Linked DNA regions of Homo sapiens: regions 1, 3, 4 and 5 are each linked to region 2. A link is a loop called in an ENCODE intact Hi-C map of the cell type or tissue named here. Cell type or tissue: heart left ventricle. All regions are shown on one strand. Each heading gives the region's core, and the rest is flanking DNA. Links, peaks and the distances in the headings are about the cores only. Region 1 has its middle 42 kb from the start of VCAN. Region 2 has its middle 73 kb from the start of RPS23. Region 3 has its middle 46 kb from the start of MIR3977. Region 4 has its middle 200 kb from the start of MIR3977. Region 5 holds the start of LOC124901019 (a long non-coding RNA gene).

Evidence for each region. Peaks named below come from ENCODE experiments on the same cell type or tissue, not always from the same donor. Only the 100,000 strongest peaks of a DNase experiment are listed, where the experiment ranks them.
Region 1: a loop joins it to region 2, with 2.9 times the contacts of the local background. A loop is called at or near these places in 33 of 110 quality-filtered maps.
Region 3: it touches region 2 in a loop (6-fold over the local background); 48 of 110 quality-filtered maps call a loop at or near these places.
Region 4: a loop joins it to region 2, with 4 times the contacts of the local background. A loop is called at or near these places in 62 of 110 quality-filtered maps.
Region 5: it touches region 2 in a loop (2.3-fold over the local background); 11 of 110 quality-filtered maps call a loop at or near these places.

What each region holds. Positions count from the first base shown.
Region 1 is chr5:83,426,830-83,433,079 of GRCh38, forward strand. It overlaps the pseudogene FTH1P9. Among named protein-coding and RNA genes, the nearest start is that of VCAN, 42 kb to the right of the region's middle. RefSeq lists an enhancer at 118-277 and a silencer at 3,812-3,861. In heart left ventricle, for the core only: a CTCF peak has its summit at 3,758 (motif pointing left); a DNase peak (open chromatin) is centred at 3,772.
Region 2 is chr5:82,348,197-82,354,446 of GRCh38, forward strand. No RefSeq gene overlaps it. Among named protein-coding and RNA genes, the nearest start is that of RPS23, 73 kb to the left of the region's middle. RefSeq lists an enhancer at 4,098-5,297. In heart left ventricle, for the core only: a CTCF peak has its summit at 3,800 (motif pointing right); no DNase peak of the experiment used is centred there; H3K27ac peaks cover 1,507 bases.
Region 3 is chr5:82,791,498-82,797,747 of GRCh38, forward strand. No RefSeq gene overlaps it. Among named protein-coding and RNA genes, the nearest start is that of MIR3977, 46 kb to the right of the region's middle. In heart left ventricle, for the core only: CTCF peaks have their summits at 2,520 (motif pointing left) and 2,724; no DNase peak of the experiment used is centred there.
Region 4 is chr5:82,638,811-82,645,060 of GRCh38, forward strand. No RefSeq gene overlaps it. Among named protein-coding and RNA genes, the nearest start is that of MIR3977, 200 kb to the right of the region's middle. In heart left ventricle, for the core only: a CTCF peak has its summit at 2,741 (motif pointing right); no DNase peak of the experiment used is centred there.
Region 5 is chr5:82,402,265-82,408,514 of GRCh38, forward strand. LOC124901019 (a long non-coding RNA gene) reads right to left here and starts at 5,106. Exons shown (of 3, transcript XR_007058845.1): 1 at 5,042-5,106; 2 at 3,985-4,119; 3 at 3,404-3,497. In heart left ventricle, for the core only: no CTCF peak of the experiment used is centred there; no DNase peak of the experiment used is centred there; H3K27ac peaks cover 610 bases.

The DNA of each region.
Region 1 (6,250 bases), core at 1,349-5,348, 1.1 Mb after region 2:
TGGAACTGTAAAAACTAAACGCTGACAAAACTGACTCCCATATTTTTGACTTCCTTGAGACACATTACCTAAATAAGCAGGTAAAATACATTTTTAAAATAGATACTCATGTAGTAAACTTGTGCAAGAGAGGGGTTCTGCAATCTGGCATTGGAGTTTCTTTGACAAGCACACCTGGGAGATGGTGACAATGAGAGTGAAGCCTCAGGGTGGTTTCCCCATAGCCATGAGAATAGCTTCCCATGTTGAATAATGAAGTACTTTCATATCTGTGTGATCTTCATACTTTCTGCAGGGGCTTACCAAAATATCCACCTCTGCTTTCTTCCTACATTTGCACTGTTCCATTCAATGAGTAATTTGGTACCAAAAATAAAAGATACTAACTTATCTATTAAAAATGTTAAACAGGCCGGGCATGGTGTCTCACGCCTATAATCCCAGCACTTTGGGAGGCTGAGGTGGGCGGATCACCTGAGGTCAGGAGTTTGAGACCAGCCTGACCAACATGGTAAAACCCCATCTCTACTAAAAATACAAAATTAGTCAGGTGTGGTGGCGCATGCCTGTAATCCCAGCTACTTCAAAGGCTGAGGCAGGAGAATCACTTGAACCTGTAAGGCGGGGGTTGCAGTAAGCCGAGATGGCACCATTGCACTCCAGCCTGGGCAATGAAGCGAGACTCTGTCTCAAATAAATAAATAAATAAAGTTAAACAAATTAGTAGCAGAGGTTAGCAACTTTTACATAGTAGTTGGTTATTGATAGAGGAATATTTGATCTACGTATTTTGACTTTCAGCTTGAGTTTTTTCTTTTAACTCAATAAAAGAATTTCATGACAGTAAAATACTTGAGATGTCAGTTTTAGGGCTAGGTTTTCTCTTCAGTATTTTAAATACATATAAAATTATTAGTTATGTGTTAATGTTTTAGACTTTCTAAAATACAATTTTTTTTTTTTTTTGAGGCGGAGTCTCACCCTGTTGCCCAGACTGGAGTACAATGGTGCTATCTTGGCTCATTGCAACCTCTGCCTCCCAGGTTCAAACAATTCTCCTGCCTCAGCCTTCCAAGTAGCTGGGATTACAGGCGCCTGCCACCACACCCAGCTAATTTTTGTGTTTTCAGTAGAGATGGGGTTTCACCATGTTGGCCAGGCTGTTCTCGAACTCCTGACCTCGTGATCTGCCTGCCTTGGCCTCCCAAAGTGCTGGCATTACTGGCGTGAGCCACCGTGCCTGGCCCAATACAAATGATTTTTATTGAATACAGCTTCTTTGCTTTTCTTATTTGATTTTTCCAGGGTTAATTTGGTTATCATGAATGTTTAATCTTCCAAATTCATTCGCATAATGATAATCTTGCTTTCTAAGGATATTAGATGAGAATAAGCTTTTGAGCCAAATAATAGTTCATTCTTAGAAATAGGAAGTAAAACATTGCCAAGATTAAAACAAGCCCAAACACTGAGGTTCAAGGTCAGTTTGAAACAGAAACCACAAATTTTGATTGGATCTAACCTTGGCAGCATAAGACTCACATGAATTGTTTTTAGTATTGTATAGCAGAGATATGCATACACAGTCTAACAAAAGGAGACACAGAGACCAGTTCAAAGTAGCAGAACATTCAGAAAAGAATTAAAAACTCAGGTCTGTTTTAGTGAACATGGGTCTGGAGCCCCTGAGTCTATGTCCTGTCACTAACACACCTGGAGTAAGTTAACAGAAGGACAAATGCTGTTAGAGAAGTCAACTAAATGTTCTGAGGTGAATGAACGGCACACACACAGATGTGTGACAAGTACACATTCTTCCTGACAGATAGTCTAAGACTAAAAAATGAAAGCTCAAAAGATAGAATTTAAACATGAAAACAAGTCAATTTTGAAATTCTCATTTTCTTACTTTACATGATGTAACTAGGCCAAAATCCCCTTCTCTGGGTATCAGAAGTCTAGGAAAGGCAAAAAGATATTTATAACATTCTTATAAGTCACTAAAAAGGCAGTGTAAATATATGCTAAAACATTTTATTTTTAAAGTGCTACTATAAAATGTTACTATTCTATAGTTGAAAACTGGTTTCTCATTGTCAGTGGATCTCATGGAATACCACTATTGAGTTTGCTAGCACTTCACTATGTTTCTTTTCTTTTCCTTTTTCTTTTCTTTCTTGTTTTTTGGAGACAGGGTCTCTCTCTGTCACTCACATGGAAGTGCAGTTGTGCAATCACTGCTCGCTACAGCGTCCACCTCATGGGCTCAAGCGATCCTCCCACCTCAGCCTCTTCAGTAGCTGAGACCACAGATGTGAGCCACCACGCCAGGCTAATTTTTGTAGCTTTTGCAGACAGGTTCCTACTATGTTGCCCAGGCTAGTCTCGAACTCCTGGGCTCAAGCAGTCCTCCCACTTCGGCCTCCCAAAATACTGGGATTACAAGTGTGAGGCATCATGCCCAGCCTACTGTGTTTCTAGGAGAGCCTTGCAAATTCAAAAACACAGGCCATAACATTTTTAAAACTCTTTAAAAGACTCTGAAACATAATACGCATGAAAGAAGTATAAAACATAGACAATAAATTATCATAAAACAAAATACTGTGGAACTATAACATGGATGAAGAAATAGAATAATGTCAGCAACCCACAAGCCCTTCCCAAGGTTCATGACATATTGAGTTGTTCATGAAAATAGCTCATAACGGTTTTGAAGAATAAAAAGAACATTGTAAGTCATATCTTCAAAAATTAGTATTCCATATAAGTAGCATGTACCAGACTTATTGGAACAGTCTTGGTAAATTAAAACCTACAATAAGCCAATATTTCTATTTCGTTTGAGTACAACATTTCCAGATACGAGCTAGAGATCATGAATATCGTCAGCATCTGACTCAGCGCAGCTCTAGCCATGCCTTGCTTCATGATGATATTACATTGCTACGCTCTGAGACCCACCCGGGGGCTTTGCTTTGTGATCTGAAAAGCCTGGCTGAGAAAATAGGCAAATATTCCCTTCTGGAAGCAAAATTTGTGAACTCATCTCCTCTCCCAAACATTCATTCAGCCTTATCTCACCTTTCTCAGAGGCTGCCTCTGCCTCCTTACAGGATACATTCTGCCCTGGGTACCAGGCAGACATCATCATGGTCATTATTTAATGCACTATCTGTTTTGTTATTGCCTGTTAGCTTTTTTTTTTTTCTCCAATTATACTTGGAGGGTTGATTCTAGACAGGTTCTATTTCCGCATTCCCAGCAAGCAGCTTTGTGCCTAGAACTCACTGTGCATATATTACACATTTATCAATGAAAGGTTTTAACGTGGATCAGGATGACTCAGGTGACACTGAGTCTGGTCTGCCTGTAGGAAATTGATCCTTGTTCTATCATCACCCAATACTACAATCTTAGGCAAGTGATAAGATAAGCCTGGCTCTCAGTATTTTAATCTGCAAAACAGGGATGACCGGTAAGGTGATCTCTAAGAGGACCGTACAGCTCCCAAATGCTTTAATCCTGCTAGATCCTCAGAATACTTGAGTATGAAATCTTCCAAAATGATGGCACCCAATTTTCACACTAAATGGGAAATCTTGATTGTCTTCACCACTATTCAAAACTGTGATTTTCAGACAAAAACAATTTTAAAACAAATGTATTTACCTTTCTCAAGACCACCAAAACGCTTAGCAGATTGGTTTTTGAACGACAGGACAAATCCTGGCCTGTCCTGGAGATGAAACGCCACCTAGTGGATACATTCCTAGGCAGTGCGTTCCCCACCGGAACAAGAGGGCGCTTTGTTCTCTGTGGCTGATGGCTTCTACTCATTTTCTCCTTCCTCCACCTGACACTCCTATCTCAACCTTGTCATTTCTTTGGCTTTCTAAAAATTATAGGAATACTTATCTTGGTAAGAGAAAATGTGTTTATTTGAACCATGTTTGATTTAATTTTTACCTATTTGCTTTACATTGCCAGCGTAGTTGGCATTTTAAGGAAAAAAGATAAAAGTCCAGCATACTCAGACTGAGTCTTTTTAGTTTCTTATCAATTTGGTTTGAAAACAATCCTTGAGCATTCGGAGACGCCTTGGCTAGACAGACAGAAAAAGGATAGTAGAGTTCACATGTCTCATAAGCAGAAGAGACTATAGCGCCCAAGCTTTTGTCCAGTTCCTCACCAAAGGACCAGTATTTTACAATTTTTCTTGTTTTAAAGAGAAACCATTATAGACAACTAATCTAGCGCTTTGGACAAGTAAATTTACTTCAGTGTGAAGTGGAATCTTTGCCTGGATAATGTTTTCACTGAGCTTAAGGAAATTTAAGCGACGGCTACTTAAAATGAACAGAAGGACAGGATTATACTAGTTATTTTTTTCTCTACCTAGCAGAAAAATATCCATCAGTTCTGCCTGTTGAGTTTCAAAGAAACTTAGAAAAAGGTGGTCTTCGTTAATTGATGAAACATCAAGAGGATTGCTACAAACCTCTAGCCCAGCTCCTGATGCCTCTAAGGTACTTTATCATTTTTGCAGCAGAAACTTACTCATTTAACCAGAGCTAATGATTCCTTCCAGCAGTCCCATGGCAGCCAGCTCTTCATATTGTAATTGCATCACTGAGGCTCTGTATGTCTCCAGCCTTTCCTAAAAAACCTTTTTTTTCTTTTCATTAGTTTTTTTTTTTGCTAAGTACCTCTAGCCAGCTCAGGGCATTTTAATTTATATTTCCTACAACCATCAACCTAGTGTAAAATTTCTTCACTTCTTTACAGACTTTTGTTTCTCTTTCTCTGACATCTCTTACTGTATCTCAAAAAATATGGAAGTTTTCTGAACCTAAAAATAATTCTTTTATTAATCCTAATATATATTCAAATTAAAGTTGTCTCCCCGGCCCCACCTTCCTTTCTTCTTTCTTTCCATAAATAAATAAATAAATAAATAAATAAATAAACTCTTTCAGAAACAGTCCTAAGGTATTAATACAATCTCCCTGAGTTCCAGAAACACATTTCCCAGTGGCAATTCTGTAGAGCCTCATTCCTAATGAAACCACTCAAAGGATTATGCCAAGATTTCTAAGTAATAGTCTTGTCCTTCTGCTCACGAACAAGTTTTATAGACTTGCTCTTCTTGCTTGTACCTTCTAGAAGAGGGCATATAGCTCAATTCAAACAGCCAAAAAGAAAAAAAAACTCAGAGGAAACATGGAGAAATTACAACCCTATAGTTAGCCTTATTTATGCTTCTACCCACTCCCACTGAAGGAATATATACTGTCAGTCAAAAGCTGCTCCTGTTCCTCCAATACATTTCATACTCAGAGTTCCTACAGAGATCATAGGCAAACATGAATTTCAAAGTCAATGTGCCAATAAATAAATGTCTATTCATATGTATTAGTTGTCTTAGGTGTTGAGTAGAAAATGGAAATAAAGATAAGGCACAGTTCTTGGATTCTGAGAGATTACAGTAAAATTTGAATGGCAAGATGAACATATAAACATTCATGGGAAACAGATAAGCAGGCATATCATAAGTCAAATTGAATTTTCCTATAGATATAATGGCAGATGTGTTGCTGACCAGGGACTTGACGCTAAACCTTGTATAGAATTAATCATAAGTACGGTATAAATAGTACACCTGCATTGCATAAATGTTTCTAACAGACATATCAAGAAGTCAAATAAAGAATCATGGTGTAGTTGGTTGAATGATGCCCACCCCTTCAAAAAAATATGCCCATGTGTTAATGCCCAGAACCTGGGAATATGCCCTTATTTGGAAAAAAAGTATCTTTGCAGATCTAATTAAGGATCTTAAGATGAGACCATCCTAGATTACCTAGATGGACCTAAATCCTATGATGTATCCTTATAAGAGACAGAAAAGAAGACAAGACACAGAGAAGGCCATGTGAAAACAGAAGCAGAGATTCAAATTATGCAGCCACAAACCAAGAAGCCCTTGGAGCCACCTGAAGCTGGAAGAACTTCTCTTAGAGCTTTTGGAAGGGGAGCAGCCCTACAAACACCTTGATTTCAGGCCTCTAGTTCATACCCATGAGAGAATACATTCTGTTGTTTAAACTACCAAGTTTGTAGTAATTTGTTATGGCAGCCACAGGATACTAATACACATGGTATCTTAGTCTGTCCCTGCTGCTGTAACAAAATACCACAGACTAAGTAATTAGGTAATTTTGAAAGCAAGAAATGTATTTCTCACAAA
Region 2 (6,250 bases), core at 1,346-5,345:
GAGACAGGATTTTACCATGTTTCCCAGGCTGGTCTTGAATTCCTGGGCTCTAGTGATTCCTCTGCCTTGGCCTCCCAAAGTGCTGGGATTACAGGCATGAGCCACCACACCCAGGTACTTGTTAAGCCTGAGAATAGAATTGCTGGCCCTCCTTCTATGTAAGCTCCCAGTCTGTCTGCAGAGGCCAGCCTTAAGGTTACTGTTTCTGCTGCTCAGATGGCCCCAAGCAGGGGGACTCCAGGTGTGATATTGGGTACATTGGTCATCCCTCTGCCTCCCACCTGGATGGAAACAGTCTGAGAGCCCTCTCTGTGGCTTGGTTTTAGGCAGGACCTTAGGACTTGTGGGTGAATTGATGGGGGAGATACACACTTACCTATGTCCTCTTTCCCAGCATGGGACTTGAATGCTGCTATTGGTGCACATTTCTGCAGACGTGTCTCTGGCTGTCAGGATGCAGAATGTTGGTAGGTCCAGTGTGGGGGCTGCCAAAGGCGGTGTCATGTGCTCTGTGGATTTTTGTGTGATTATAATGGTCCCATTTGAAGTTTTCCTGTTTGTTGCAGTAAAACCTCTCTTCAGTGTCTGTTACCTTTCTCTATATTCTTGGTGAAGGAGAGAGATAGTAATAAGGGGCCTAAATGAGGTAAGAAGAGCAGATGCTGTTCTCTGCTTCCTCCCTGCCACCAACATTCCTTCTGCCCTGTTTTTCCTGGCCAGCTGTGCTCTGGGCAGTCCAAGCCTGTGAACCAGCCACACCCAGGATCTGTGGTGGAGCTCAGTCCCAGACTGTTCTGGAAGAGTCGCCCAGAGGAGCCGTGTGGTCTCCCATTCAGCAACAGAGTACGGGATGGTCTCTCTGAAGGGCAGAGGGTCTGAGCACTGTCCCCTTCATGGCATCTAAGGCTGAAATGCTGAATGATGCAATGAGAGGATTCTAGGGGAGAAAAGGAGCTGTACATGGGCTTGATTCTTCCCTCCCCAGCTGGTGGACACAGCACCAGAGGTGGAGCTGGAGGGCCCTCCACTGACCCACATGCACTCCACTTTGCAGCTGTGCCCTGGGACACACTTATAATCTCAAAGTGTTATGAATTCCAACCACTGGATTCTACCCTACTTCTGACATAATCTTCTTGGGTTGATAGTAGCCTGTCTCATTACCGAGTATTTCTTCTTATGGGTAGCCCTGGTTAGTCATTTTCTTTTAACTTTTTGTTTAAAGAAGACCTGTAGATATGAGCTTTTTGTCAGAGATGATCTCTGCAGGCCTGAGTCTAAACTGTTAACCCTCTCTCAGAGAATGAGTGCTGGCTCTTGAATTTCAGGCGCTTTGACATTTACTGAGGGAAAGAAGGAGAATGGAAGGAGTGAGCATAAAGCGCTGACCTGAGTGGAATGGCGGGTCGACTTGCCAGAGCCCCGAGATGATTATACTCTCCCAGCTCTAGGACAAGCTGTCCAATTTCCCAAAAACCAATTTGACAATTGTCGAGTGACCAATTTGCTGAATTAGAAGAATTTACTAATTTACCAAATTGCTTATTTCTTTTATGCATTTCTAAAGACTTGAGCAATTGGCATGGGCTGGGTTGGCAGGGCCTGAAAGGGTTTGGAGCAATGAGTCAGAAGCAATGGTCTCTGGGAACAACCCTGTAGGTGGCGCCACTCTCTGGACTGAGAGGGGCACTGGGTGGATGGTGGAGAGTTAGGGGAGGCTTTGCTGCAGAGATCCGAGCCTTGCTGACTCTTCAGTTCTTGTTTTTAAAGCAATCCTTATTTTTGACCACCTTTTTTCCTTAAAAGTCAGTCAGCTCACCACTTTTGGATTCTTCCTTGACTTCCTGGCCGTACATACTTCCCATCCTCACGCTGCCTCACTTGTTTGGCTCTTCATCTCTCTCCTTCTCCTCCTTCACCCTGGAGCAACACCGGAGGCCTCTCATGTCCTCCCGTGGAGAAGTGGGAGAACAGCACAGCCCTTGCCTTACTATTTTGTTCTTACGACCCTCAGACCTTCAGGGGCTCACTTTCTCCCACAGCACTGTAGCCAAAGAAAGGTTTCTTTCCTAAGAGGGATTATGGTATCAGCTCTTCAAATACCATTAAATTTTTATTTTCTACACATAAACACATTCTTATGGTTTTGGAAAATGGAAGCAGTATAAAACCAAAATTTTTTGCAAACTCAGTGTGATAGCCTTCATATATTAGGCATTCAATGAATATTTTAGTGATTAACAAATGGGTGGTTTTTAATAATGAACCTCACCCTGTTATAACCAAATACTCGTGTCAGAGAAACTAGCTTGCTTTTATATCAAGATTATGGCCCTGGATTTTGATAATGCCACAGAAATATTGTCAAATGTTGTTCACTCGGCTCTGCTCTTTCCAAGTTGAGGTGAGCTAAGGGAGCCAACCAAAGTAAGGTTGGTTTCCTGCTCCTTTTCCCCCCCACTTAACCCTTTGCTTAAAAAGCTCTCCGAGGCCATAAACTACTAGGACACAACTCCCTATTAATTAGCCATTTATAACTATGTTTCTGTTGATTTTTTGGACCAATCATTAATTTGATAGGGTTATAGGAAGTCCTATGCTCCTGTAACTGAGAAGACACTGTCTAAGTGTGGGTCCAGATTGAGGAGGTCCTTTGGGGTCTGTTGCTTCTATCATTGGCCTGACCCACGCTGTCTCTCAAATTCAGACCTCTCAGAAAAAGGAAGAAAGGCTTCATCCGCAGTGGGCATTAAAAAAAATCATAAACATCTATTCATGGTCTTGGAATTGAATCTTAAGGCAAAGCAGGATCTCAGGTAAGATTGACAGATGATGAACTGGCAGCCCACACCCCATTCCTGTTGATATGTTCTACCTCTTTCTATTACTGGGGTGTGATTACTTCAAAGCCAGGAAGAGCTGCAATCTAATTTTAGAAGAATGCCCTTCTTTTACACGTTGGTGAGTATATATCTTAATATATGATGTATATATCTATATAATTTTAGTAGTTGTATAATAAAAATTGGGATAGGTAAACAAAAGAGAGCAGCTGAAAAGTCTACCTATAAAGGCTTCAGGCTAACATAGTTACTTATATTGCTTCTACCACAAATCTGTGGGGATGATTTTTATTTGTTGGGAAGGGTTGTCTCTGAATTTCCTGTAAAGTTTGGCATTTTAAATCTTTTTTTTGACTCTTCTCCTGTTAAATATATATCTTGGAAACTTGGCTGTTTCTGTTTCCTGAGCTTCACAGCGAACCAACAAACCAGCAGTAACTGTAATCCACCTCTTAAAATTTAATCCCTTGGGACAGTCCATCTCAATGGCAGAATAAGAAACACTCTCCTGGCAGAATAAGGGTGAAGATAAGCCTATTCCTGTACTTATCTGGGAGCACATGTAGGTATGAGTAACAAGACCAAGAGCTGCCAAGGGTGAAGGAAGATGTAGGAGCCCATGGATTGCATGAGGGAAATATGGATCCTGTGAAGGGCAAGTTGGTTTCTTTGTGTGGACGACCCAGATAAAGCAATGAAAATGGATAATAAGGACAGTAAGGACAAGTGCCTTCCAAGGCATTAAGGCAAATGAGATTGTAGCATGGATACAGAAGAGAAAGGAGAGAGAGAAAAAGTAGATGGAAAAGTAAATGACTCAAACCTTCCATTACTGAAAGTTCCAAATGTTTCTTTAATGGCAATCACCAGATTGTAGGCCTTCATTTTTCACCGGTCAGCATTCCCTCATCTTTCTGTTCATAACAAATGTGAGTTCCTCTTCTGACCACTAGAGGTCTCTAGAGAATCACGGATCAACATCTGAAGCCTCATACCCTCTTGCTATCAGCCACTCTAGGAGGTGGAAATGTTTATTTTTCCAACATGAATAGTCAGTCACATAGTCACAAGAGATCCAAGGCCTGAATCTTAAATTTCTAAAAATTAAAAAATGCATATAGCTGCTTCAGTGGGTAGCTGCCTACTCAACTTCAAGCTGGCACTGACCATCATCCCTCAAATATGTCCCTTGCTATTTTGATGGTAGAAATTCTGCTATTACACAGAATAACAGCACTGCTTCTACTAAAAAGGCAAATGCTGTGGAAGCCTAATTTATACAATCATAATGAGTTATTTATACGATAGTATGAGTGACTCCGTTGGGCCTTTGCCATTGTGATTACGAAGGATGACAGATCAGGGTTGGTGGGGAGATGAGGAGGGCAATGAAAGAGGAGGTGAAGACAAACTTCATCTACTTCACACCATTGCAGAGGTCTGACCCCAGGTCCTCTTCCAACTTCCTGCCCCTCAGTAAGTGCTGTGGGTGTGTAACCCAACTCTGGGGTCAAGTGAACAAACTGCCCTCAACTTCCTTAAGGCTTCCTGTTCAAGACGATGACTTCCAGACTTTACTGGGACACTGATATTATCACCTCTGGAGTCCTTGATGTGACTCTCTTCCTGGTCATATGGACTGTAGCTATTTTGGGCGTGTCCAACATGTTTGATAGTGCCGGTGATGACAAGTGTACATTTCAACATTCCATTATTTAGAACACGCATGTAATTATTTGTAATGAATCACTGATGACATCTGGAGAACAATGAAGTCCTCTTTTAATGTTTGGATGATTAGCTATCGGAAATTTTTACTTTGATGGTCTTTCATTTTTATCTCAAGGATTTTGGATATTAGTTCCTGTTGCACTCTGATGTACATTAATTTTTCCTACATTTATCTGTCCATCAAACATTTATTGAGAGTCTATTAATTTCCTCTTACACTGAAGGCTCTATAAATATGAGGATGAATAGGAAGAATAGGGCAGGGTTCTCAAGAAGTTCGTCAGTTGATAGAAGGGCCAGATATGTTGAGGCAGTTACGAAGTGCATGATAAATAGAGAAGTACGAAGTGCATGATAAATAGAGAAGTACGAAGTGCATTGGGACTAGGAAAAAAATAAAGAAATACTTCTAGAAAAATAAAGTCCATTTTCTCAGCTTGTTTGAAAGCCATCATCTGTTGTTGTTATTATTTTTCATCAGGGGACAGTAGTCTGATAATTCACCTTGATGCCTTTGGTATATTTTTTAATTGCTTTTAGCTCTTTTAAAAGGTGCTTACCACAGGGTTGAAGGGTAGAGTATATGTAAGGCAATGTGGCTAGAGCCTACTGGTATAACCCATTCCAAAGGAGTGACCTCTTATCTGGTCAAAGGAAGACCAGTGGCCAGTAGGGTTGCCTGTGTTTTCACAGTGGATATCCTGGAGCTCCTGAAGTTGGTACTACTGGAACACAGAACATTCCCTACTGAAGAGAATGTTATAAAGTGCATATGTTCTTTCTTTCTGCAATTTTCAAGGATTGTGCACATCTCTCAGTAACCTAGCCTTCTTTTGAAGCCTTGCTTACAAGACAGAAAATTAGGTGAGTGGCTGAGATTTAGAAGTGCGTATCTACCAAGGGGGAGAGAATAAACTGTCTTTTGAGCAGAGAGGTGGCGCGAAAGCTCACCAACTTCCTGGGTCCAGTATTCTCAGGAGGCCATCTCTTCTGCTGAGGATGGCTTCCTGCAATGGGCTGTGGGTTTGTTTTATCTCTGACCCAAAATAGCATTTGTATTCAGTTCTCTCAATGGAGAGAGTGGAGAGAGCAAATTTCATTTCTTCATTATGCAAAAAGACACATGTATTTATAATGAACAACTCCATTTGGCTTTTTACTTTTAGGTGGGCATAGACTTCAATTGATGCCAGATCCTCCTTTTTCCTTGGAGAATCATGCTTGTACTTTCTTAAATTACATTTATCTACCCTTCTGCATTTTCTTTACTCTGATATTCTTTTTGGAAACTTTTTTTTTTTTCAAACCTCCAAACCACAAAGTGAAACAACAGGGAACATGTTCTTACAACTGGGAAGTCAACATGACAGACATGTTTGGATGTCTGTTATATAGCTTGCTGTAGACCCATCTATTAATAAATAACTGAACGTGGCCGGGCGCGGTGGCTCACGCCTGTAATCCCAGCACTTTGGGAGGCTGAGTCGGGTGGATCATGAGGTCAAGAGATCGAGACCCTTCTGGACAACATGGTGAAACCCCGTCTCTACTAAAAATACAAAAATTAGCTGGGCATGGTGGTGCGTGCCTGGTTCAAGAGATTCTTGAACCAGGGAGTTGGAGGTTGCAGTGAGCTGAGATCGTGCCACTGCACTCCAGTCTGGTGACAGAGCGAG
Region 3 (6,250 bases), core at 894-4,893, 440 kb after region 2:
CTTTATTGAAACGTTTCCTGAAGTCTTCCCCAATCGATGAAGAATTACCTCCTCCTTTTTGTCCCCAGTGTGTCTTAATCACTATGCTCAAATAAAATCCAATATTGCATTTCTTTATACGTGTTAGGCCATAAAAGAGGGTTGCAAATCAAATGCCTTCATGACCGAGAGAGGCATAAGTGAGTGAAGCAGCTAGAATTAATATAATATGGAATGGTGAGAGTGTAGCAAAGTAGAAAGTGCATACCACTACCTATAGCATGCAAATAAATTTATTTTAGAACAAACAAAAACTGAAAAGTCTGGGAGCGAAAAACTTATGACACTATCTTTTTTAAATGTAAGCCACTAAAGTTGGTGTATACTCTTCAAGATGGAAGGGGACAAATACTAGCGACCAGCCAAGGTTTAAAGAAGTCTGTATGTTGAAGAGTTTCCCAGCTCAATCCCAGTCTAGCCCACTCTATTGCTTGTGAGAGTAAACCACAACTAATTGCCTTTACTTAAAGTTCTAAGTATTATCCGAGAAAACAGGAAACAATTTTCATCCCAATACCTAATTATGCACAGATTAATTTTACTTTCATAGAGAAAGTCAAAGATATGATTTCTCAAAAATGCAATATTACTCTGTTTGACATCATACAACAGCTTTTTCTCATTAAGCATTAAACTTGGGATTTTAAAGTATCTACAACATGTTCACATTTTATAGGCAACTATTGTATATCCTGTGTTTAATTGGGATCTAAATTTATGACATATTGTCAGATAATTTCCTCACTAGTGCCCACAAATAGTCTCTTACAATGTTTATTCGTTTTGACAGCATTGCTTTCTTGGATCTTTTCACTTTCTTTGTAAGGGGTCTTGCTTCAAACTACATTTTATGAAGTATGTGCTAAGAAAGAAACACAAGCCAAAAGTTTGAGCAATGCCACTAGTTAGATGTTGCATTGAGGAAATCAAGTCTCAGAACTTCCAAGGGAAATGTGGAATGAAGAACAAACTGTTTTGGTAAACTCTCTTTAATCCTCTAAAAGACTATAATGAGTGATTTTTGTTAGAATTTTAGATGATGCTGATGTCATCTGAAACATCTACTTAGGTAGGCAACACAGTGCAGATATTAATGTAACAGACTCTGAAGTCAGAGGCCTCAGGTCAAATCCAAGGTCACTTAATCACTTGATTCTCAGTTCCTCATCTATAAATTTGAATTTATCACCAAAACTATGATAGGAATACTAGCTACCTGTTAGGCATGTTAAAAAGTGCAAGTAACATAATTTGCAAAGTGCTTAGCATCACTTGACACATGGTAGGTGATATGGTTAGGCTTTGTGTCCCCACCCAAATCTCATCTTGAATTGTAATCCCCATAATCCACATATGTCAAGGGACAGACCAGGTGGAGATAATTGAATCGTGAGGGCAGTTTCCCCCATGCTGTCCTCATGATAGTGAGTGAGTTCTCACAAGATCTGATGGTTTTATAAGGGGCTCTTCCCCCTTTGCTCAGCACTTCTCCTTCCTGCTGCCTTGTGAAGAAGGTGCCTTGCTTCCTCTTTGCGTTCTGCCATGATTGTAAGTTTCCTAAGATATCCCCAGTCTTGCTGAACTGTGTGTCAAACCTCTTTTCTTTATAAATTACCCAGTCTCAGGCTGTTCTTTATAGCAGTATGAAAATGGAGTAATATAGTAGGACCCAAGAAATTATAACATGTACTATTGCTATTTACCTGGAATTATCAATAAGTTAGATGACATTTAATTATTTTTGGTAATAAAGAAGTTTGCGTACTATTGTTTTTCATACTGATTGTTTAAAAGCTTCAACATCTGTTTTGTACACATACACAACCAGATATTTGTAAACAATTTTTATAATAAGCCTATAGTATAAAAAAGGATAATTCTACCTAGAGTTATCATGAGGAGGGAATGATCTTTTATGCAAACCTCCATCAGTAGTGTCGGAAACTAGCAGGAAACTACAGTGTAATTACTACACATACAAGGCTCTGCATTCTTATTCAATTACTGCCTTCGCAGGCCTTTTATATTTTTACTCAAGCATAGTAAAGACAATATGGCATATTCAATCTCTACTTGGATAATTATAAATAATTAAATTTAATTAAGCCCTAATTATGCATAATGAAAAAAAAACTAGCATTTCCCTGGGATGTTCATGCAATCCCATGACTAGCTTGGCTAACTGTACACTGCAGCACAAAACTTGAAAATTATTAAGAAACCTAAAAAGCAGCAGATACCGCTAATTTAAGATGTGTCCTGGAACAAGCCGCTCAATTTCTGTGGGACTTAGCTTCCTCACCTACATAGCCCTGGGTGGAATTAATTCTTTCCAAGACGTCTTCCAGACTTCAGAGTCTGTGTTTATATGATTATCTAGTCTACCTTTTTCTTATCTCAACACAACTTAAGGAAAGCAGCACAATCCCATCTTTAGTGGTGGCAGAGATCCTCAAATGACGTGATAGGTGCCCCCTACTGGAGTGTCTCAGAATTGCTAGTGTGGTGGGAAGGAGGAATTTGTAGATTGAAAAACAAATAAACAAACAAAAAAAACCCGCCAAAGGAAAGTAAAGTGGGGTTTTACTTCTGTTGTCCCTATTGACTAAAGTATTCCAACCATCCAAATACTAAATTTTAAAAATTATTATATTTAGAAAGCCTTGTGGGGGCCAAGAGAGACTTCCCCTTTGCCCTCTGGGGAGTTGCTGAAAAATCAACTCACAAAAGGCAGATTAACTGGAGAAAAGGCACACATATTTATTTAATGTGCACATAGGGAGAATCACTGAGGGATGCCCACCATCCCAAATGGTTCAGAAGCTTAGATACTGCCTTGGCAGAACAGGTTACCCGAGAGGGGCAAAGAGAAATTCTGTTGAGGGGATTACTAGGGAGAATGAATGTCTCAGGGAACAGAAATTAGCTTGTCCATTATCTTGTGAAAGGGTCTGTTCAGGCATCATTGCATTCTTGGTTTTACAGGGAGAAGAAAAAACAATTGTTCCTTTTGGTGGGCCTGGATCTTAGGCAGATAAAGGTTTTGGGAGAGACGGTGGGTGGAGGAGGGCACTTACATGAGGTTTCTGCAGTTCAGCATGTCAAAACACATTTGGAGTTACTGATTTCTGAGCCCTAACAATCTCTAATCCAGGGATCATAGAAAAGCGGCCCTCAAACCATAAACAGTCTATATATGTGTTTTATACGGTCAATGTTCTTAAAATATTGGAATTTGTCACCAAAACTTACAACCCAAGAGAATTCACAAAATCCGAATTTCTGGTTTGCTTTGAAAATTCAGAGGACCAGGCTACAGTAGGCTCACCTTCTTGCAGCATGATAATGGTTGTAGCTGAGTAGCATTTGACTCCCTGACTACCATTCTCAATGGCCTCTTTAGCATTTGTCACTATGTGTTTCTCTCTTTTTCTTCTAGTAGAGAAACATTTTTCTGTATCTCAGCTCTATCAAAGGTAGGGAATCTAAAGACAAACCATGTTTCTTATGCCATCCGATTTCATTCATTCATCATCAGTGTCTCATATTTGACTCACCACTACTGTTTCCCACAAATTGGCCAGTCAAATAACAGGGAACTTATTTTCTGCTTTGTCACTTTGAGAAATATCGATTTGACCAGTTTTTACTCTTACTCTTTTTATTCATTTACTCTCAGGATGATTGCCAGATTTTCCCTTTCTCTGAAGCTCATTTATTTTAATAAAGTATAATATACTTTATTACTAATTTACATTCCCAGAAAATATATGTACTATATAATATAATATATAAATATACATTAAATATACAATGTAGGTATATATTACATTTATATATTATAATACATAGTATATATAATACTTATAATATATAACATTATATTTTCTATAATATATACATAATATATGTATAAAATAGAAAAAAAGATCCACAACAGACACAAATACTGTCAGTCACACATAAAAAAATGAGCAAAACTTCCTATCAATTATAAAATGTTTCTGAAAAATATAAAAAGTATCTAAGTATAAGGAACAATATGCCATATTCATTAATAGGAAGATGCAATAATACAAAGATATCATTATCCTAGCATTCATTTATAACATCAGTAAAATGCTTAAAAATTTTTGAATTTTTTTCCATGAAACTTAATAAGCTGATTCTAAATTTATATGTAATTCCAAAAGGGTCAAATCTATTCAAGAGAATTTTCAAGAAGAAGAGGTAAAAAGACTTATCCTAAAAATTACAGGACTTTAAGCTATGGAAGTTAAGATGGTAAGGTATTGTGACAAGAATAAAGAGACCAAACATAAATCTACATGTATGTACCCCTAATTCAACAATGTAACTACACTTAGTCTCTAAATACCATTTCCTACTAAAATGAACAAAGGCTCCTTGGAGAAAGAGCTGATTCCAGATCTGGAAACATAATTTACAGAATTGTCAGAAATATTTTGTCACTTTCAAGAGCAAGGAAGCTCTCCAAACTACCAGGGTCATGACAAAAGGACTTAGGAGCCAACTTAAAGAGGCTCCCAGTGGCCAAAAATAAGCATCAATAAGAATAATAACCAAAAAAAAATTACGGTATTGAGGTATATATGTATAGATTCTTGAGATAACAATGTGTCTACACAACAATTACCACCATGACAAACCTTGTTCATCACTTTTAAAGGATGCCAGAAAGCCAACTCATTTTAGTAGCTTATAAATAAAGATAAAGAATCAAATATTCTTTCTGACTTTCCAATAAAAACCATAACCCAAGGGAACCAAATAAGTAATGAAAATTTCTCTTTATAAATGATTTCTTGCTAATAAATGAAGAAAAATGACAGAATGAGAATATCACCATTTTACAACCCTTATTGAAATAAATTAATGGAGGCAATGATTGCTAACATCATCAAAAGTAAGAAAAGACATTACATGCTTTCTAATAGAAGTACATGTGTTATGTACCCATGGGATTTTAATTTGTAGAGGTGACTGGGTGACAACATAGAGAAGCTAATGCCATTGAAAGATTTTTATTATTTACATTGCACAAGCGGAGTGGGTGTATCACAGCATTCAGGGCCACATGGAGAAATGCCAGGTTTGGTCAGTAAGCAGAAGGGGTGCAGGGACAGCACGGTCCAGAGCCTTTATTGTGTTTTCCAAGGGGAAGGCAAAGCAGAGCAGTTTAGGTCGGGTTGTTTGAAGAATGTTGGCAGTTGCTAGACTATAGTGGTGGTCTTTGGTTGTCTGGTACTTGGCCCTCAGTGCTTAGGACAGAGGAAAACTGCCTCTTGGAGATAAGAGCCAGATAAGAGGTGCCTCAGAGTACAGACTCCGGTTGGTTAGTTTACATGTGAAAGACATGCTTCTAGGCAAGTCTTTTACTATGTCTTGCTAGCCCTGGAGGGACAGTCTCTTCCCATTCAGAGAGGCCACTAATGCTAGAGCATTAAAAATACAAAACTAAGAAAACATAGTTAATATAATACATACTGCCATGTATGAAATATTACTGGAAATTCTTACATAATACCCTAGGATAGTACTGTGGCTTTCATGTGTGTCCTTCCAAAATTCATGCTGAAACTTAATCCCCAATGCAACAGTATTAAGAAGTGGGACCTTTTGTGAAGTGATAGTCATGAAGGCTCTGTCATTACAATAGGATTAATACCTTTACAAAAACGCTGGAGGGAACTTGCTAGGCTCCCTTTTCCCTTTTCCCTCCAGAGGACATAGCATTCATGGCGCCATTTGGAAGCAAAGAACAGCTCTTACCAGACATTGAATATGCTGGCACCTTGGTCTTGGACTTCCTAGCCTCCAGAACTGTGAGCAATACATGTCTATTGTTTATAAATTATGCAGTCTCAGATATTTTGTTATCATGACACTATTGGATTGAGATGGAAATAATCAGCAAAACTCAGACTATGAGAAACTTTATGTCAAATATCCCTGTTTCTTCAAAAAATGAATGTAAAAGTAATAAATAAATAGAAAAAGGGGGACATGCAGATTAAAAGAGACAAGACATCAAAATTTGGATCTTATTTGGATCTCACACAGATAAACTATAAACATGTATAATACAACTGGGAAAATTTGAACACTAACTGGATATGTAACTACGTTAAAAGATTATTGTTAAAATTTTTAGGTATGGTAATGATTTTATCATTTTTTTGAAAGAATT
Region 4 (6,250 bases), core at 937-4,936, 290 kb after region 2:
AGACCATTCATTCATCCTCTGCAATCTAACTACAAACCACCTTTCCTACTCCGTCTCTCAGTATGTAATGTTACCACACAGTAAGTCTGTAACGAAACTGAACCTCTGGCTGTTCTTCAACATGTCTTTCTCCTTCTCATCTTTACACATTTGCTTTTAATATTCCTGCCCCACTTCTGTCTCTCCCATTTCTCTCCATTACAATTATACCCAATCTTGAAGGCCTCAAATGCCTCCATTTTCCCAAGCCCTAAGTCAGATGTCTCCTTCTTTTCATCTACATGCTTATTTAGCTGTATCTCTTTTGCAGTTTTTTTTTTTTTTTGCCTCTTTACAAGCTGACTTAAGTGACATGAAGATGAAGGGACTTGGCCAGGGTTAGGGTTCAAATTAGTCAAATAATTGTTCATATTGGCAGAAACATATTTTTATTGCTTCCAACCATTGGCACTTAGATGATTAGTTTTATTAAAGAGAATCACAGACATTAAAGAGAACACAGACAAGACTGTGCTCTTAGTGGAAGCTGATAACAGAAATAAGCTTATGGTTTGCAAGATGAAAAGCCCAAATGCTACATTGAATAAAAACTAAGAACAAAAAAGGTCTAAAGCAAGAAGGTCTAGAAATCTTGTTAAACGCCATGCATTCACAAAGACATTTTTTCTTTTGAAAAAGAATAGAGTCAGAGGAAAGCAAGATTTCTATTTATTGCCTTTGTTGTCTTTAAAGAGCAGACCTTGCCAAAACTACAGCAGTCATGCAGATCTTGGCATCTGCAATCTCTAACAGGTTTCAGATTTCCAAAACTGACTTGAAAATCACATGTCAGCAAACTAAAGGGGCAAGGGGAAATGCTGATAGGAAACAAGTGAGTTTTATGTGCTCTTGAAATTCTATGAAAAAAATATGCTAAATGCTAATCAGAAAGCCTGCAATCTTTCATTTTCTCTTTATGACAATGATTAAGCTCATAATGTCTTTCAGAGACTTGAGCAAAGAAAACAAGCTGGAAAATCAGTGCAGTAAATGGCAAACATGCCACGGATGTGGATTAGACTGGGAACTAGAGTCAGTGAGAACATGGTATTTGAGTAACACTGTCCCTGGATTGGCAAATCTGTCTGAGATCTGTTATATTTTGAGTCTCAAAGACACTGAAACACAGATGTGGCCATAAAGGCCATATGATTAGAACAGGAAGTCTGCAGATGAAAGTTCAGATACTTCTGATTTAATCTAGGTCTAGCCCACCCCATCACAGATGAGGAAAAGATGTCTCCAGAATAGTAAAGTGACTTGCTCAAGTTAACAGCTTAGCTGGAAACAGGCCCACAATTAGCATCTAGGTCTGTTGACTCCTAGTGCTGTCTGCTCCTTCATATTGCCTCTCCCTTTAAATTCCTTTTCACTCGCTTAATGAGTATTGTTAGAGCCTAAAAGCCTGTGTATGTGTTGTGGTTATATTGCTGTCAGGAAAGGACAATTAGAAAATAGATCAAAGTTGTATTTATACTTCAACTGTGAAGAAACGCAACTTGATGGTTTAAGGACGGCCTTATGCCAACAATCAATCAGGTAAGTCTGTGATGGTGCTCTTGGGGGCTGGTGTGCTCCATGGGTCATCACACTGAGCCCTACTGAACCGCTGCTTTAACAACAGAAATTTAAATAGAGGACATTTTTATGTTTTGCAGACTTATTATGTGTGTATTTGCATATAAATATATATAATTTGCACATAATCTATAATTACAAAAACTTTTTTTTTTTTTTTGTAAAGGTCAGGACCTGATATTTTCTGAAATTGGTAGTGGTTAGGAGGTGCCTAGAAACAAAAGACTATCATCACTTAGCCAAATTGCTTTGGGGCATGGACCAAGGGGGCGTGGAAACCAGCAGGGAAATATAGATCAGATTGGGATCAAGTGAAACATTTGAGTTTTCCAGGTAAACATATCACAGGGCCTTGAAAATAAATTTTAAGAAGATAATTTTACATTGTATTTATTTGTCTGAAATGCTTTGGAACTGATCTCTAACAGGAATGCTTTCAGACCTACACAAACATATCACTTGCAAAATTTAGACTCTTATAAAACACAAAAGGTGTTTATGAAGTTGAATATAAACTGCAGAGTTATCAAAAACTATCCCCCAAGGCACGTTAGTTTTTAACTGTAAATCAGAATTCAAGGGAAGGTGTAAAACAGGGAATGCAGAGATGTTTCTTCCTTGCTCACAATGCCCCTGGAGTCCAACATCAGATCCATGCTGCAGCAAACTCTCCATCAGAAGGGCCAGCCAAGGAGGAGGGTGCTTTACTATATGAATAGACCAGACTGTCTCAAAGAGATTAGCCCATGCCAGTAACAGTTCTTAGACTAAATCGCTCTATTTCAGAAGTTCTTTCTAAAACCCTTATTTCTGAATCAAAAACATGCCCTTTTATTAATTTGTATCCGTGTTCTCCTGAAATAGGAACAATTGACAAAAACCATGGTCAAGGATTGCCATGTAACACTGACTTCAATCAAGCATAGGTTCGGGAGGGTGTGTTTCATATGAATTTCTTTTCATTAGGTCATATAGCTAACATTAGATGCTAGAAAAGTCTGCAGCTCCCATAGAGGAGGGAGATGTGAAAATCTGGTGCTGGCAATGATGGCAACTTGCCATTCTGACAGAATTGCACAATCAGCTTCCAGGACACGTTTCACCAGTTTATTTTAGGAACCAGTGAGCTACACTAGAGGGCAGACTAACCTAGACCTTTTTATTCCCTTCCAATGAGAGTCTAATCCATTGTGTCTGACATGAAGCATTACAGAAATAGAATCCTACAAGTGAATAAAACTGTGACACTGTTTCATTATCGTTGATGAGGATTGTGCCTCAGATGGTTTCTCCTTATTTAACTTTGTACTGAGGGCATTTAATATCTTAAATACTTAATTTAGAGAAGGTTTAAGGAAAACAAAACAAAAAGCCTGTGAAAATAGTGGAGGGTGTACGATTATTACAGCTATGTTATTGCAAAGACAAGCATCACTGTGAGAGTGTGATAATGACCAGGAACACACAGAAACCTTCTCCAGAGGAACATGAAATCTATAAGACATTGTCACAGTGAGATAAATTAGATCCATAATGGCAATTTTTGCTTAGTATGGTGCTTTGTAATTTCTCATTTTTAAAACTATGAAATCTCATTTTCTTTTCTTTTGTGTGACTGTGAAGCAGTCTAAGGGTCAAGAGGACAAGCTGTGTGGAAATGGGTTATCCTGGAAATAAATTCAGCATTGCTCTAGCTGGGATTGTCCTATACCACCTTGGAATCTTTAGTCCTTTTAGTGATTTTAGGATGTGGTGGAGGAGAGGGGTATGGAATTTTCAGGATTGTCATTGGGCATAGATGTTGTCATGAAACTGGTTGATTGACACAACTGCCCACTAGTCATTCTTTTAAATTATCCAACTCACGGGTGTAAGAAATAAATATTTTTCATAGCTAGTGTATTAATCAAGATTCTTCAGCGATAAAACCAATAGTATATTTATTTATTTATTCATTCATTTTAAAGAATTGGCTGATGTGATTATGGAGACTGAGAAGTCCCAAGATAGTAGTAGTCAGCAAGCTGGAGACCCAGAGAGTCAATGGTATAATTCCAGTCTGAGTTCAGAGGCCTGAGAACCAGGAGAACTGGTGGTGCAAGTTCCAGTCTGAATTAGTTTAAACGCAATAGAAGATCCGTATCCTAGTTCAAAGACAGTTAGGCAGAGAGAGCATGCAAATTCTCCCTTACTCAAAGGATTGGGTGAGGCCCACCCATATTGGGTAGGGCAATCTACTTTACTCAGTCTACCAATTCAAATGTTAGTTTCATACAGAAGCATCCCACAGACACAACCAGAACAGTGTTTGACCAATTATCTGGGCACGTAATGGCCTAGTCAAGTTGACACATTAAATTAGCCATCACAGTTAATATCTTGTTTGTGTTTACTTTGTGCTTACAGATTATAAATCACTTTCATAAACATTATCTCTTTGTCCTCACTACAAGCTAGGTAGGGCAAATTTTCATTAACGTTATCACAAGGGGTTATTATGCATAAGTAATTATTAAGACACTGAATGGTCTTCATGTCTTTTATGAAAATGAAGCATAGAAAGATTTTGCAACTTGAGTAACAAGCAATTTGTATTACTTCTTTCAACTCTTAGTCCTAGGCTCTTTTGACTACATTTTACATTTATTTCAAAGTCTAAGCAACGATAGCTACAGCAACTGCCAAATCTCCAAAAGATGAATATTCTGACATACAATGTAAAAATTTCCCTTGCCAAATTTGTCCTGTGTTAAAATATACATAGTGCACCTGTAGTAGGCTTGGCACATTAAAATAAATGCAACTTGAAGTCAGTGGTGGCAGGGGTTAAAGTGGGCAAGAAATAAATGGAATAAGTATGTCAGTATAATTAATAATCACAGAACTCCAGAATGCTCCCTGCTCAAAGACTTCTTCCCCGTTAATGATTCAGATTTGTCAGCCCCGTTAATGATTCAGATTTGTCAGAGATTTCCTTTTGTTTGTTACTTTTTCCAGACAGCATTGCCTCGCCCCCAAATAAAACAACCTGAGACATATAGCACATTAAGGTTATTGGATGTTTTCATTTGGTGACCAGGGACATCAGGGCACTTTAGCCACTCTGATAGCAGAGTGATAAAAAGGGACAAAGAGCCCAGAAAGGAGAAAGGGAAGGAAAGCTGACTTGGACAGATTTATTTACGCTCTTGATATTATGACTATAGACTAGCCATCAAGACAATAATGTTAACTCACTAATTCATGTAAATTATTTCTTCATCCTGTGAGAGTTCACTGGAGTCACATCTTACTTAGGGACAAGATCTAAATTTACCATGTAAGGCAAAAATCACATACAACCAAAATCACCCTTGAAAACCTTAAATCACCATTGAACTAAAGTGTACAGGGCTCTATAACTGTGTTTAACAATTATATAATGTATAGCATGTAATAAAGACGCATATGCAAGATTTTTTTTTTTTTTTTGAGATGGAGTCTCCCTTTGTTGCCCAGGCTGGAGTACAGTGGTGCGATCTTGGCTCACTGCAACCTCCGCCTCCTGGGTTCAAGCGATTCTCCTGCCTCAGCCTTTTGAGTAGCTGGGATTACAGATGCGCGCCACCACACCCGGCTAATTTTTGTATTTTTAGTAGAGATGGGGTTTCACCATGTTGACCAGGCTGGCCTTGAACTCCTGACCTCTAGTGATCCATCCGCCTCAGCCTCCCAAAGTGCGGGGATTACAGGCATGAGCCACCGCACCTGGGCAAGATTTTTTAAATACAGTTTTATACCACAAATACATATTTTGAAACAGTAGAGTCATACTGAGCATGGCATGATGCTCACATTATAAGGGACACATTAACTGTGGCTAACTGAAGATCTCATTTCCCATCTTCTCTTATTCCATGGCCTATATTCATTTAGTAGAATGGCAGGCTGAGTTGCAAGGTAATTCTTTCTTTTAATTATTTATTGTGACACAATTTGAGACTTACTGAAAAGTTGCAAGGACAGCACAAAATTCCCAGTGTTAACATTTTAACCACATTTGCTTTATTCTTTCCTCTTTCTCTCTCTCATGTCCTTTTATAGCCTATTTTCCCTCATTTGTGCATGTATTATTAAATTTGCATATTTTAAATGTACAAATGATGCAAACTTACTCTAACTACATCTCAGAGGAATTATGAAATTGGTTTAATCAATGTTGCTGTGCATTAGGAGCTGATAAAAATGGATAAATATGAGTTAAGTGAAATAAAGATGTCCAAAATGTTGACCTGGCCAAGCAAAATGAATCCTAGCAACAGTAAAGAATAAAAACAGGCACTTCACTAAGGATGCTGTGTGGACCGAATTATGAAAATCATCACTAAACCAGAATAAAGTCTGCCTTTTGGTAATTTGCATCACTAATGTGCTATTACACTCTAGTGGTTTTTTTTTAACATACAGATGAGAGTGACATGTATGATCTCATGAATAATTCAAAGATTCACTGCAAGTTCTCACCTCTGGTTTCTATTGTTCCTCGGCAGAGAAGGACGGCTTTCAGTTAGTGTCGGAGCTGGAAGAATTGTCACCATGCAATATTATTGTTATTAACATTTTGCCAGTGATTATTGTGATTACAAGTGATTAT
Region 5 (6,250 bases), core at 1,062-5,061, 54 kb after region 2:
ATAAGTACAAAGAATGATGTTATGACTATCAAGTATACAACTGACATCTAAACAAGTATCTTAAAACTTGTACAGCCAAATGAGTATTGTCCCTCTTGAAGCGGTCATCTTGGGAAGTTGTGCTCTCTAATGCTTGATATATTGTTTACAGGCCTGCCTCCCATTCTCTCGAATGCTCTTAATGTGGCAACTCATTGTTTTTTGGGGTGAGATTTGATCTTGAAAACAGCCAAAGGCATTTGGAGGGCAATCTAGTGAAGTCATGCTGGAACGGACCATTTTAAATGAAAAACGAGGTATGAGCATAAGTGTTGAGAGTGGGCCAGTGCGTGGCTTTTGAATTGTTTTGAAGGCTGTTCTCCACTGGGGATCCCTAAAGTCTTTCCTGTCATCTAACAAATGTGATGCCCTGTGCTAAGCCCTGAATATACAGAGACAAGCAAGACGGGTATGAGCTTGGTCCTCCTGGGGATCCCAGTGTAGCACCGAACACGGATATAACAACAAATGATGGGTTTTCATTACATTTGTGACACATACACTAAAGAAAAGCCCAGGCTGTGATGAGAACCCATCCCAGAGGAGTCACGGAAAACTTCTGAGTAATTGCCATTTAAGCCAAGGAGGGCAGGGCAGTGTTTCTTAACCTCCACAAGACTGACTTTTGAACCAGATAATTCTTTGTTGTGGAGGGATTCTCCTGTGCATTATGTGATGTTTAGCAGCATCCTTGGTCTCTGCCAACTAGAGGCCAGTCAGTAGCAACTCCCTCCAGCTGTGACACCCTTTACAAATCTCCAGACATCATTAAATGTCCCCCAGTGGACAAAATCACCCAGAAAAAGAACCACTGGTGGAGGTGAGAAAGGAGTGAGAATATTCCATGCAGAGTGAATAGCATGTGCAAGGCCTCAAGATGGGAAGGAAGAAGACAGGCATTTTTGTGGAACTGAAGGAATGCTAGTGAATTACTGGTGAGACAGCTGTGATGTTGGGATGGTTTGTAGCCTCCTTGTAATGAAGACAGTTGTCCCTGGCCTATTTTAAAAATAGTTCAATCTCCTACTCTTATGCTGCATACTTAGTCTCTGCCCTTATCTTTCTGTTCCTTTTCTTTTCTTCCTTACTTCCGTATTCTTTCTTCCTTCGGGTTTTCTAGAGTCTACCAGACAACTTAGGTGACAAGAAGTATGCCGGGTCATGCTGAATCCATTCATTGAGTATTCAGGCAAATATTTTAGTAGCAGCCTTTTCCTCAATTGGTTTGTGATCTTATAATAAACTGAGCCCACTTTGAGTTAATTAAAATGAAAATAAAAGCATACTGATAAGCTGGGAAAAATCCCTGTAGGGAGAGGGAGGCATCTAAACCAGAGGTTATAACAAAAAGGAGGGGGCTGCCCTGTGCGTGTCAGGATGTTCGGCATCACTGGTGTCCACCCACTAGATGCCAGTGGAACCAGGGTATTTACATATTTTAACACAATAAAACAACTTGTTGATGTTGTTGAATGAGGAAAACAGCTATCTCCCCTTAACTTTCTGGCTGTAGTAAAGGAAACAGGCAGCACAGGCACTGTGGGAAGCATGTAAATTACATGTGGGAGTCGATACTAATCCCTAAGCCCTAGGAGGGACCAGGGTGGCCAGAGCTGTCAGGTGGTTGCCTTTGTTCGCAGTCTTGTCAGCTTATCCCAGGGTGCAGTATAAGTATAATCATTATCTCTATTGTCCATACTGTGAAAACATTAGAAAGCAATGCTAGGTAAGCAAACTTGCTAGAACATTATATAAAATAGTATATATTGGTCTTAAATGAATAGTCTTGGGCTCTTTCATTTCTAAAAGGTTTTGTGTTACAAGGCCACAATTTAGCAGCTCTTCTCAGATACAGTTATTCATATTTTAAGTATTTTATTCTAATATCATTCACATGGATGACAATTTAGTTGTCTGCTGTTGTTGCCAGAGCACTGCTTCTGGCATACTACCTTTGATGTGACCCATTGCTATTTGTTTATTAGAAACCACTTTGATACTCAGATGAATGGAATATTTCCTTTCATTGGAAAAATAATCAACTTTAACTTGCTTTTTCTTAAAGGGATGGGTTTTGAACCTCTGCCAGTTATTTTTGGTTGCTGTAATAAGTCTCAAAGACCATGAACCTCTCTGTTTAAAGACTGTTTAAAGTCTTCACCAAGACTTTAAGCTTCAAGAGGAAGCAGCCACTTTTCTTTTGTTCATGTAGCATCTCCATCGTCCAACAGACATACAATAGGCTCCCTGTAAAAAATGGGTTGAATTATAATGGTGCTTTGTCTGTTTGTGTTGGCGTAAAAAATACCTGAGGCTGGGCAATTTATAAAGAAAAGAGGTTTATTTTACTCATGGTTCTGCAGGCTGTACAAGAAGCATGGCACCAACATCTGTTTCTGATGAGGGCCTCAGGAAGCTTCCACTCATGGTGGAAGGCAAAGGGGAACCAACATGTGCAGAAGTCACATGATGAGAGTGGAGGCAAGAGACAGGGAAGGTGCTAGACTCGTTATAACAACCAGTCCTTGAGGAAACTCTTGTGAATACTAATAGAGTGAGAACTCACTTGGTGCCCCCAATCCCAAGGAGGGCATTAATTTCTTCATGAGGAATCCATCCTAAAGACCCAAACACCTCTCATCAGGCCCTGCCTCCAACATTGGGGATCAACATCCAAACCATAGCAAATAGTCATTAATTTAGGAAAGTGGAAGAACCTAAGTAAAGAGGACTCTAAAAAGGATAAACAGGGAGGTGAGAGGAATTACATTCTTTTACTGGATATAGGATATTGTCTTGGGCGATTTTTACTACCCCCTGAAAAGTTTGGCTGACTTCAGCTCATGTTTGGCTGACTCCAGCTTAGATGTGATAAGAATTTGGTTATAGTTTATGAAGACTAAATATACATTTGCTATTTTTAAATTGCTTATTTGTACTGAATAAGTGCCCTACCACATTGTGTGAATATGAAGTTCACAGGCTGGTATTCCATATCAGTCTATTCATACTTGGTTGGCTATGCATGTAAAACGATTAAGGGGGGGTGAGTCACCTCACAGTAAGAGAAGAAAACCTTCTTTACTGCTGTCAGCCTGAATTGTTAAGAATGACCTTCTAAAGGTGGAAATTGCCCTCTGTGGTATCAGGCAGGGTTGGCGGTGGGGACTGGCAGCCCCTTCCTCTTCTGCTCAACTTGAGTTTAATTTCTTAGCCAGTTTGTTTCTCTTCATGTTTCACTGCTTTCCCACCCTCCATCTCAAAACATGTTCGAGACAACAGATAATTTTGGAGTGGCTTTTATATTTAAGGGCAGGCCAATACTAAGAACATATTAATTTAAACAGTAGCAAATCAGCATTTTGTGAACATAAAAGGATTACGTAGGAAGTTCTGGCCATGCAGTCCAAAGCTTTCCCACAGGAAGGAATGTATGTTGTGTTGAGGAGAATGTCTCTCTGAAATACATAAGCACAAGTCACTGGTGGTTAGTGAATCACTCCCAGTCACATTCATGAACAAAACCCTCTAGGTTGGGCAAAATCGGGCAGGATTTCAATTTAATTCCACAAACACTTGTTGAGCAAGACCTGGGTTTCTGTTTGCTCTGCCCCATATATATGAATTGTTCTCCATTCTGTGTTGAGGTAATGTGAGGAGTAGAGAAATTGCTTTAGACAAACATTACTGTTTGGAAATACTCGACCTAAGTGGATTCAGTTACTTTCTGAGAGTTCAGCGAGGTTGGAATGAAGATTGTAATTTGAGTTGTATATAAAACAGAGAAAGAAAAACATTTTGCCAACTCTTGCATTCATATATATTTTCCATCCCTGACATGATTATGTTTTTATATTTCCCCAATTAGATTTTAAACCATTTGTAGGGAGGAAACTGGGTTTCTTTTAACAAGGTCTCCCAGGCACGTACCGCAGGGTTAAGTACCTTACAGACTCTCGGTAAATACTGACTGCCTGAGGGGAAGTGAATATTCCCAAGGGTGTTTCCTTAGGGCTTGGTATTTTCCGTGAGAAGCAGACCTCGTGTGGAAGCGTTGTTCCTTTAAGTTGGGATGGTTTCCTGAAAGGTTTCAGCACAATGACACTGATTAGCTGCCAGACTAATTGCTCACCACCACCAACCTTGTTTCGTAAGCAAACTGGGCCCGAGGGTAAAATAACATGCACACTGAGCCAAACTTTCCAACATGTGCTCCTAACCCTTCCCCCTTGAATTCAGAAAGTGACCTTTTGGTGAACAAATGTTCTTTCACCTTCACTGTTTAGAAGTTGTTAACACCGGGCCAGCGACGTGATTGATGCACGTGCTTTCCCCTCCTCTGGAGTAGGTTCCACTGTTTCCCCCTCGGAGCTGTGAACTTTTATATTGTTTTCCTTTGATAAGGTGGCTGGGTTGCCCATAAATTTGAATGTATGTTTTAATGACCTGGTGGTTGCTGAAAGAGTGTTATTCTGCTTTGTAGGCTTCTGGCTTTTCTTCTTCAAGGCACACTTCTGGCTAAACGTTTTCTGAACATGGCCTTCTCTTAGTAATCTGTTTGAAAAGTCTGTGATTTCCCACCCTCCCCCCGCACCTCCACAAGCCCACCTGGGTCTCTTGTTTGCAGTTTAATTAGTTTAATTCTCAGGCAAATGAGAAATCTTTTTTGAATCTAAGGATGCCAGATCTTTAAAGTCAGTTCTTTCAGCAAGCTTCAGTTTTCCAAGTAGAAGAAACATCAGAAAGGATGGAAAGATCAGTGCTGATAATTCTTAGTTATTTTTAATTTTGGGGGGTGGGGGCGAGTGTGGAGAGTAAGGGTAAATCCTTCCTCAAAGCCCAACATTGCAGATACCAACAAAAGGGGAGATGGAGGCAGTAGGGAAGAGTGATTAAAGGTACCAACTAGGAGGTTAAGTGTGTGACTTTGGGCAAATTACTTATCCTGTCTGTGTCTCAATTCCCTTTCCTATAAAGTGGAAATTATACTAATAGTACCTACCTCACAGGGTTGTTATGAAGAGTAAATGAGTTAATATATACAAAGTGTGTAGGCCAGAGTGCCCGGTGCATTGAAGGTGCTACGTGAATGTTAGCTAGTATAGATTCTCCAACAATTCTGGAATCCCAACAGTTTTGACATCAAACAATGGTTATTTTTCAGTTTTTTAAAGTAATTTATTTGATGGCAGAACTAACCTGAACTGTTGAGAATATTTTTGTCTTGATTTCATTTAATGTGAATATAAGTTTTGCTATGGAAATATTAATGTGTTTGATGTGGGGCCTGCCCCAGTCTACCAGGTGGGTTATAGATATACGGTATATGCACCATATTACATTTACAACATCAGAAACATGCTGAATTCTGAAACATATCTGACAGCACAGGTTCAGATAAAACACTGGATGTATGCCGAGATAGAAAAATATATTGGCAAAAATACTTCCTATTTATTACCTATCCTGCTTCTTCTTGGTTATACCCCTTGGTGTTTTTCTCATAGGACTGAAAAAAAAAAATAGAAATTTCACAGGCTGTTATTTTATTTGTGAATATTTATTGAACCCATACCATGTGCTAAGCAGTCAAGGTCCTCTGCTGTCAGGGAGCTGATTGGCCAGTGTTAGCTATATATTATTAAGGGCCTACAATGTAAAAGGCCTTAATCTAGATACATTATTCACATAATCTCTAGTTCTAACAATAATCAGTTCTACAAATAAAGGAAAAATGCTCTGAGGCATTAAATAACCTGCTCAAAGCTAGTCACCTATTCAAAGCAGGTAAATGGTTGAGCTGGGACTTAAATTCCAGTCTGGGTGGCTCCATGGCCTGTGCTCTTTCCACTTTACCACATTTGCTCTTGCTAAGAGCACTCAGATCTAATGGCTCTTAAAGAGAGTCTTGTAGACTTTAATCTCTTTCTGACATGCCACGTTATGTGAGGCCTGACAAACAAGAAAAGCTCACTGGTGCACTTGACCTCCCTGGAAAGGTTGTGTCACCGTGTGCAGGGGACACGTCAGCAGTCAGTGGACAAGTCAGGCAAGTCACAGATGAACATTATGGAATGGGGCATACATGAAATACTGGAAACTAGTTTGTGTAACAACCATTTGTAATTCTTATGGAAGTAAAATTTATATACCATTGAAATCACAGATCTTAACTGTCCAATTCAATGAATTTTGGTAAGAATTCCACACC